Regions from separate parts of the Homo sapiens genome. Here all the other regions are linked to region 2. Evidence: chromatin contacts called from ENCODE Hi-C data. All regions are on one chromosome and are shown on one strand. Each heading gives the region's core, a stretch centred on a gene start or an enhancer-like site at or near the end of the contact. The rest is flanking DNA. Distances are from core to core; before and after follow the strand shown.

Region 1 (2,987 bases), core at 417-2,916, 1.7 Mb before region 2:
GTAACCAAGAATGGGGTATAGAAAATCCCTTTTAACCTTTTTGCCACCATAACAAGCTATAGCCTAACACAGATCCTGCAAAAACTCTCTCTTTCTTTTGTTCTTCTAGGGAAAATGAAAGGATTAGGTCAAGAGTTACAGATGTGATCCAGAAGAACCTTTTTTTGTGGCTATTTGTGGCTGTTGGGGCTTTGTTTTGCTTGTTTGTTGATGAGTAGGTGGCAGAAGCCTTTTCAAGAGTGTTTGTCACGTACATTTGGATTCTGAGCAGCTACTGGTCTATTTCCCAAAGGACAAGTGAGCCCACAGAGGTCAGTGGAGAGAGGGAGAGAGTGTGTGTGTGCATGCTCATGAAACGTGGATCAGAATAACAAAAGCAGATGTAGCTGATGGCAGAGGGGCAAGGCTGGAGTTAATAAACCAGCACGCACAGAGGGTTCTGTCAGATGCAGGGAATGCATGACATAATTGTTTCTGCCTCTAATGATCTCAGTGATGTGGGAGACATGAGAATATTAAAACAAGACAGAAAAACGGAAACTCATTTCTAGCAGCTGCCAAACAAAATGGGACGTAAAGCAGGAGAGAGGTATATTGAAATGTTCACAAGGTTCACTTCACCAAAATGAAACTTTACCTCTCACGGATGTCAAATCCTCACCTCTCTCTCATGCAGAAGTCCCCTCCCATTTCCCATCAAACTGTTGCTCCCTGCATTCTTTCTGCATCCTTCCCTGTCACTCTCTTCCCTCGTCACTGTCACTTTGCCTCTCTTGCTTTTTAATCTCTTTCATTTTTCCCCTTCCTTCCTCCCTTCTCCATTATCCTGTCACCACAAACATGCTCTTACAGTTGTTCTCCCCCCTTCCCTCTCTCTCTCTCACACGCGTACACGCACACAAGAACATACACGCACAGACCACACCCCTTCTCATTCATTAGTAATCAACCTGGGAGCCACATCTCCTAATCCCAGCAGTTGAATGGAGCTGTAAAAATGCTCCCTTTGAAAAACACCCAGAAGTGACGCTCCCCGGGCTGCAGGTGGGCGGTGGTGTCGGCGCTGCTGCGATGCTTGCTCCTGCCACGAGGGGGCAGCAGTGCGCGCCGAACGCCGCGCTGCCCGTCGGCGCAGGGAAGGCGGCGCGGACGGCTGCTCACCCGGTGTCACCCGTCACCGCGGCTGACAGCCTGCGTCAGGATTCCGCCCGCGTCCCAGGCGAGCACGGAGGGGCGCAGAGAATAAGCAAACGATTTCTGATGAGTGCGGGCGGGGTGAATTCCGCCTCGGGCTAGTACAGATAGATCTTTTCCAGAAACAAAGGAGTGAGTCAGGCCGCCTGTGAGTCGAGAAGGGAGAGAGGCAGGGCTGGGCGCGACCGCTCGGCCCGGCCGCCTAGCTTCTCCCCGCCCGCCTACCTGCGCCCTCCCTCCTGCCCTGCGGCCCGCGCACCCCCCGCCCACCCGCTCGCGCTGCTGCGGGGCTCCTTCCCCAGGCAGCTGCAGGCGCCGCCCGGTCGGGAGGAAGCTAGAAGGCGGTGTTGCTTGGCCACCTGGGGGCGGGGATGGAGCCGGCCTGCAGAGAGGGAGCGCGGGTGTGTTGGGGGCAGGGTGGGTTTGCAGCCTTTCCTAGGGGTGCGGCTTCCAGCAGTGACGGCAGGGTGAACTCGGCGGCAGGGGGCGGCAACGCTTCTGTCAACCGGCAGCCTCCGCGTGGCTGGGTACTAGAGCTCTGCACATGTTTGTCATAGGTCAGCTCCCCCGACACGCGCGCGCACACGGGGTCCTGGGGTCTTGTTGCGATTCCGCCCCCTTTTACTCCAAAAGAGAGGTAACAGCGTCAACAAGCAGAATAATAAAAAGCGTTTATCGAGTGCTACGCGCAAGGCAGGCTCTGTTTTTACAGTAAATCTATTATTAATTTTAATAAAATGATAGTAAATAATAACAATATGCCCAAATGATGCTGATTGATAACTATCTTATTTCCTTCGTTTTAAGTTGAGAGGATGCAGAAGTATTTTTTTTTCTTTTTCAAGAAGATAGCTAGGTCTGGTTCTCCCTATTTCCAGAGGAGCAAGATGCCTTTATATTTACTCGTGTTGGAAAAACTAGGGTTATAACTACTGTTGGACAGGATTCAGCCTCCGGGCTGTTTTCCCTCCGTGCATTTTTTTTGTTTTCTTTTGAGACGGCGTTTCGCTCTTGTTGCCCAGGCTGGAGTGCAATGGCGCAATCTAGGCTCACTGCAACCTCTGCTTCCCAGGTTCAAGCGATTCTGCTGCCTCAGCCTCCTGAGTAGCTGGTACTACAGGCGTGCGCCACCACGCCCGGGAAATTTTTGTATTTTTAGTAGAGACGGAGTTTCACCATGTTGACCAGGCTAGTCTCGAACTCCTGACCTCAGGTGATCCGCCTGCCTCGGCTTCCCAAAGTGCTGGGATTACAGGTGTGAGTCACCGTGCCCGCTCCGTGCATATTTTTTAAGTGGGAATTTTCATGTAACTGTCCCAATTTACAGCATCCCTTGAACAAGAGAACATCTAGAGACTTGACCTAAATGGTAACCCCATTGGTGGGAGTTGAGGAGCTGTTACTGCCATTAGAAGGGGCAAGTGGCTCTCCAGTTTGCCACAGTACCCACCTTGCCCTAATACGGACTGTTATTACTTGAAGCTGCACCCCTGGGGGAGGGCTACAAGTCAACCCTTTCTTCCCTAACACACACACACACACACACACACACTCACTCTCTCACACAATCTGTCTCTCAATCTCTCCTTTATTTATAAAAGTAAATATTAGACCATAAGTTTCACGAGAGAAGGAATTGTGTCTTATATTTCTTTTGAATCCCTCATAGAAATTCACTGATCTGGACATATTGTAGATACCGCTAAGAACTGCTGAATGGAAATCTGTTGAATAAAATGAGCAATGGAACATTATTTAAACTGTCAGGCTACCACAGATATTGCATCCATTAT
Region 2 (3,024 bases), core at 360-2,859:
ATATTCACTCCATTAATCCTCAGATCAAATGCATAATATAGATACCATTATTATCTGCATTTTATGTATGATAAACTGAGGCTGATAAAATCCCCAGCTGGTAAGTGGCAGAGCAAGGACTTTAATTATTGAAGTCTAGTTTTCAGCGCTGTACTCTAATAGGCTGGGAGCTTATTAGAAGTTCCATCTGGTACACAAGCACATTATAATCTTAGTTTCCATTTTGCTATAGTGTTCTTCTTCTTTTCCCTTTCTCCCTCCCGCCTCTAATCCATCCTCCCAGTCTCTGCAATCTTTCTCCATTCTCATACAAATATTTAAACATACTTGCATATGGGAGGGAGTGTTTTGGTCAGGGTTTGCTTTTACAAAAATGGAAACATATTATACTATAATATATGCACTTCTCTGCAATTTGCTTTTCTCTCAAGAATAAACATTAGACGTCTTTCCTGAAGAAGAGACATAAAGCTAACTTACCCTTTTGAAAAAAACTACTTCGTGGTACTGCATAGTTTGTATGAGCACAATTTATTCAACCGCCTTTCAGACAGACCAGTTACAGAGCTGGTCCTAGGATCGCTGCAACAGTCCGAGGGCATAGCTTCCCTAACTTCATTTTCACCAATTTCAAATCAACTTTAGTTTACATTTCCTGGCAGAATGCTTCACATACATTTATTTTTAATCATTACAACACTCCAGTGATTCAGGTATTATCGTCCCCATTTTGCATGAGAAAACAGGGTCTCTGAGTTATTAAACAAGTTGCCTAGGGTCATATAGCCACAAAGTAGTTGAATTCAAAACTCCTGTTCTAAATCTTTACTCTGCTTTATAAGCCCATTTATCACCCCTAAATGGGCTGTCTCTGGAAACACCTCGGCTAAGCCAATAAGCCTGGATTTATCTTTGCTCCATGGGCCATCTCCATGGCCCCAGACCTCCCTAGGCACCTGGCTCAGAGATTGAAGACGGTCCCACCCTCCCATGGGCAGTTCGGAATAAAAACTTCCTGAAAACTCTACCTTTCAGCAGAGGCTAGTCGAAAGGGGCCCTTTTATCTCAGAGGTGTCGGCGACGCTCACACGATTTATGAGAATCTGAACTTACAGAAACCAATCCACCAGGACACCCTGAAAAGGGAAGCAGAGGAGACATGGCGGGAGTACAATCACCGTTACTGCAACACAACCAGGAAGCGTCTGGACGCGACGTGACTCATCCATCTCTAGCAGCTCCCACACCAGCAGGGCAAAGGGGCACTTACCTGCCAACAAACCATTCGACTCTTTCAGTCTTCAGACCCCTCAAACTCCTCACAGTTCACTACCACGTGTTGCAAAATTCTCTGCCCCAAAATCACTGCCTCCAGTGCAGAGCCAATCAGGGAGTACTGCGTCATCACTGGGCGCCAGAAAAAAAGCAAAGCCGACATTCAAGCGAGCCTTGATGACGGCAAGAGCGAGGGACCTCTGCCGTTGCTATGGTAACTGAGCCAACGCGAGCGGCCTGCGCAGAGCCTCGTGGGAGTGGTGGTTCGACGGTGTCCTATGCCTGCTTTCCTTGCGGGCGGAGGAACTACAATTCCCAGCGTGACCCGGAGGCAGCCCGGGCAGAAGGGCGGTTGCTGCAGCTTTGGCCGAGGTTCGGGCTCGAACTTGGAAAATGCTCCTGGCGCCTCAGGGAAGGTCCTTCTCAAAGAAAAGGATGGGGCTGAATCGCTGGAAACGGTTCACAAGGAAGCCGAGTCCCAAGGTGATCCCAATCGAGAGCTTTGGAGGGCGGGGACTTTCCCAAGGCGCGGCGCAGTCAGGAAGCCAGTCGCGGCCCGTCTGTGCTTCCTGCCTCTTCATCCTGAGCTGACACGCCCCTGCCTTGACCGCCCCAAAGCCAGCATTACCCTGAGTGAAATGCTCTAGGAGCTCTGGGGTCTGGGCACATTACGGCTTTGGTGGGCAGCATCGTGGAAGAACTGTTTGTAACGCTTTTCTAAAACCGGAGGTGTCTGCTAATGCCCATCGGGGTGAAAGGAGTTTGCAAACTCCGTTCCCCCTACCTTAAATTTTAGGAAACTTCTCGCACATTTCTTTCTTTTTCTCTCTCTTTTTTTTTTTTTGCAAATCTTGGGGTAATTGATCTTTATTAACGGGAGAGAGCTTCACATTAAATACCCTGCCTATATTCCTGCCCCTTCACTTTTACGTAAAGTATCTAAATAAACTCAGGAGTGCAAATGGATATTGAATACATTAATACTTGATTCACATAGTAATTTCTAAATTCAACCAACTTTCAAAAAATAGATTCTCTCCGTATCTATCACCCATTTGGATGCATTAGCACCTGAAGATAAGAAAAAAATAATAACCCCATTTTAAACTTGAAACATATGTGACATGTGCAAAGTCACAGTTGCACCGTGTGCTTTCCACAGACTACCTTTTTAACAGTCCCCAAAAAGATGCTTAAAATCTAAATGAGAGTACTAAAATGGAGAAGCTTCTCAGCTTTCAGCTACAGAGCAGTTTCACCAGCTGTTTTCACCCTTAAGTTATACTTTCCTAAATAATATTCTGTAGATGTATGTGGCCTTTTTGAGGGCCCCAGGCGATTGTTCTTGCGATTTATTCTAAATTTACCAGCTAAATGCATTGGACATATTCCACATGACAAATATGTTGCCCTAGATACTAGAGGGCACAGACTGAAGCATCAGGGAGACTTGGAAACTGAGGCTGCTGCTATTTCAATACATCAGTTGCATAATGTATTGGATCCAAGATAGGATATAGATATGGACTTGATGATGAAAGGTAAAAATTTAGAATAATTTCTTAGGACTCCAAAAGGAAGGATTTTTGCTGCTAGTGCTCATTATTACTGCCTAGAGAAAAAAAGGTAAAAACATAGGGCTTCTTCAAGTTCAGTTGTATTTTAATTAGATCAGCTCTTTCTTTGTTGCAGTGACAAAATTATTAAGCAGTACAGCTGCGTTAGTTATCAGTAAGATGCTTTGAAGGT
Region 3 (2,987 bases), core at 313-2,812, 1.0 Mb before region 2:
TTCTTAAAGATTTTTGTGAATAAGGTGAAGAATCGGTTGATCTATAAGTTATATATTGAAAGTTATTTAATTTTTAATTGAAAACTGATTTTTTTTAAACAAAAGAATTGAAGCTGTTGTTTCAAGGTAGTTTTGTTTATGCAGAGGGACATATTCTAATTTTTGAAGCATGTTAATACACAAAACCACATAAAAAGGATGATTTTTACAATTCATATACTTAGGATTATTGTTGCCCAAACGCAGGGTTTGAATAAGTCAAATGCACTTATATTTTTTATTTGTGTGTAAATATTTTTTAGAAAATTTTACCTCTATTATAATGTTCTTAAGTCCCATCTAAATGACACATAGCCAAACTGTATAGAAATATATTAAGGAAGGTGGGTGTCTAGATAGATAATAGTGCTAGAAGGAGATATGACTCGTCAAGCAGAGTCTAGTTTTTAAAAATTCGGGGACGAGGAGAGTGGCTTAAAACTATTTCTGTTTTCTGATGTTTGTAATTCTATAGCTGCAAATATATCACTTACAGGAGAAAGGGCACCTAGGAGTGGGGAAAGTGGGTGGGAAGCATGTGATGGGGTGAGGAGTATAATAACATCATAATTTTGGAACTAGAATATAGAAAAAATCTGGTTAGAAGTATCAGACAAAGAAAAACTGTTTTTTTTCTCTTTTAAGGCAAGTTTATTTAGAAGCATTGATTATTTTTATTTTTCCCTCCTAATAAAAGATTAAGGGTAACTGCTGTAGTTTCAGTCCCATATTCTATGAAATATCATCCTGATTGTGATGGTAGCTTCTTATGGGATTTATTTCTGTTGTTGTACCACTATGTACTATACGCATTGCACCTGTTCACACAGAGTACATTGCATTGTGATGTTTGTACAGCTAGATGCTTTAAATGAGAAGCCAATCTCCCTTCTTCTAGGTTCCTAGCCTATTAGTTACTTAATTAAGCTTAATTCTGTTTTGGTCTGTAATTTTGTAAGTCTGCAATTTTGTATATGGTCTCGATTTATTAACTGAGCAATGATTTCTTCTTTGCAGTTATCAGTTTTGTCTGAGATCAGTTTTCCTATTGTATGGAGTCTGTTTCTTACAGAGCCTCCTTTAAGACTGCTCTGACTTTAAAATCATTACTAGGCTTTTGTCAGAGCTGATTTGTTCACATTCTTCTCACATTAAAAATAAATTTAAAAGATTGCACAAATAAGCTATGCATTTCACTATTTCCTGCTTATATGCAAAAAATGTATTTATGATAATTACATGTACTGCCAGAACTGAAACAATACATTCCTCATAATGGAGCATAAATAAAGAAGGTGGAGCCAGCTGCTCTTAAACTGTTTATTTGCAAGCAATAATGATATAGAGAATATACCTTTTTCACTCTGTTAGTCTGGCAATACTGAACCTGTTGCTGCATTAGACGAGTTGCATTTTGCTGGATAGGGGAAGGAGAGCTGTCTGCTGTCTGGTAGGAGGGCTTTGTCTGTGCCTTTCTCTCTGTTTCTTTCTGTTTTTCTTTCTCTCTCTCTCTCTCTCCTCTTCTCTCTCTCTTACTCGCTTGCTCTGTCTCTGTCTCTCTCTCCCTCTCTTCCCCCCTCCCTCCTCTCTCTTGCTCTCTCTCTCTCTTCCCGTCTCTGTGGTTTGTAAGGTAGGTTGCAGTGTGTGTATATACACAACATCAAGAGCAGGAAAATGGACTCATTAGGGAGGCAGGCAGTCATTACCACTCACACTGTACTTCCAGGGAGACACCGATTATAAGAAGAGAAACTCAGCGCTGGGGAAGAAGGTAGGGCAGACAACTTTCTTAAAAAAAAAAAAATCCTGCTTCCTCAATGCCCCCTCTGTCATCTCCTTTAGCCCCCAATGCCTTTATTCTTTCCTGCTTGAATTTTAATTTCCAGATTTAAGTTTGACAGAGCTAGTGCTAGCTTAAAATTTAGAACATCTGTAGGAGGCCTACCCTTTACTAATTTTCTTCCTACTTACTTAGGGGTGTGCCCTTGTGATTCAGTTTTGTTACTTTAAAAATAATTACAAACAAATCTATTTTTCTCACTAAAGTACCAAATAAATCAGAATCTTTCACTCTTTTAAAACAGACCCTTCCGTATGTTTGTCTCTTTGCTTTTCTTGTCTGTTTATGCAATTCCATCTGTCTGTCTATATATCATGTTGTCCTTATTTATTGCTAACTCGGTTTTGTTAGTTATTTGCCAATGAGTTTTAGCTGCAGTGCCAGTGTGGGTATTACTAAAGTGAGACTCTTGTTCTTTGTTTTATGTTGAAGTTTAAAGTCCATATTTACAGTTTAAATCCTTGAAGCAGGTTGAATACTTTTTGCCAGCATGTTTATTTAATGCCATTGGACATAAGGTGAGGGGTAGTTGCTGAGGGTGGGTAAGAATGGAGTAATTATTTTTGTCATCACACACATAGAAACATTGCATCTGGGGGATGTATTTTTAAACAAATAAGGTATTCTGTTTTCTAACTTTTATTTTGCAGATGGGCTTTTACATTTATAGGAATATCACTTTGGTTAGTAAGAATGCGAACTTTCTTAACAAGCAGTTTTTATCCTAGGACAGTTTCCTTTTAGTATGTTACTGTTTATTTATGCTTGGGGAGGGTGGAGTGAGGGGCTGGCCATCTTTTTACAAAGTGGAAGCTATGAAGTGTATCAGGCCATCTTGCACAACAACTGTAAGTATTCATTTAACATTTTGGGGAGCATAAATAATATAATTTTTATTTCAAATTCAGTTTTGTGGTGCTTTCTTTTCCTTTATTTCTTTTTTTCTTTTTTATAGTGGGAAAAGTTACATTTCAAACTAGCAGACATTGTTGAAGAGTTTTCCCAGAATAGTGTTCTTCAAAATTGAAAGGATTATTTTAATAAGGGCCATTTGAAATGGACTTCTTAATGGAATTTTATTTCAGATTTGTCAAAGTAAAACTGCTCT

Evidence for each region. Hi-C counts contacts between places; a loop is a spot of excess contacts on that map. Pooled maps may share reads with other maps.
Region 1: a loop to region 2 is called in a map of CD4-positive, alpha-beta T cell, with 8 times the contacts of the local background. The contact joins the enhancer-like site here to the promoter of CCDC191 in region 2. A Hi-C loop is called at or near these places in 7 of 168 maps with a recorded cell type or tissue (CD4-positive, alpha-beta T cell, CD4-positive, alpha-beta memory T cell, CD8-positive, alpha-beta T cell and 3 more) and 15 of 50 pooled maps.
Region 3: a pooled map shows a loop between it and region 2 (5-fold over the local background). The contact joins the promoter of ZBTB20-AS4 here to the promoter of CCDC191 in region 2. A Hi-C loop is called at or near these places in 2 of 168 maps with a recorded cell type or tissue (CD4-positive, alpha-beta memory T cell and posterior vena cava) and 4 of 50 pooled maps.

Annotation. Positions count from the first base shown.
Region 1 is chr3:115,782,775-115,785,761 of GRCh38, reverse strand. No RefSeq gene overlaps it. Among named protein-coding and RNA genes, the nearest start is that of SNORD155, 120 kb to the left of the region's middle. RefSeq lists enhancers at 508-1,186, 1,218-1,718 and a silencer at 1,428-1,477. Within about 2 kb of position 1,666, at least 38 of the 41 ENCODE cell types and tissues checked have a DNase peak (open chromatin) inside an H3K27ac peak, as active enhancers do; they include CD4-positive, alpha-beta T cell, CD8-positive, alpha-beta T cell, PC-9 and 1 more, where a contact is called at or near this core.
Region 2 is chr3:114,055,111-114,058,134 of GRCh38, reverse strand. It overlaps CCDC191 (coiled-coil domain containing 191), which reads left to right and starts at 1,609. Exons shown (of 17, transcript NM_020817.2): 1 at 1,609-1,758. The coding sequence starts at 1,669. QTRT2 (queuine tRNA-ribosyltransferase accessory subunit 2) reads right to left here and starts at 1,398. Exons shown (of 10, transcript NM_024638.4): 1 at 1,271-1,398; 2 at 1,029-1,136. RefSeq lists an enhancer at 1,458-1,867.
Region 3 is chr3:115,098,998-115,101,984 of GRCh38, reverse strand. ZBTB20-AS4 (ZBTB20 antisense RNA 4) reads right to left here and starts at 1,562. Exons shown (of 2, transcript NR_046877.1): 1 at 1,394-1,562. All of the region lies in intron 1 of ZBTB20 (zinc finger and BTB domain containing 20), which reads left to right. RefSeq lists an enhancer at 1,342-1,471.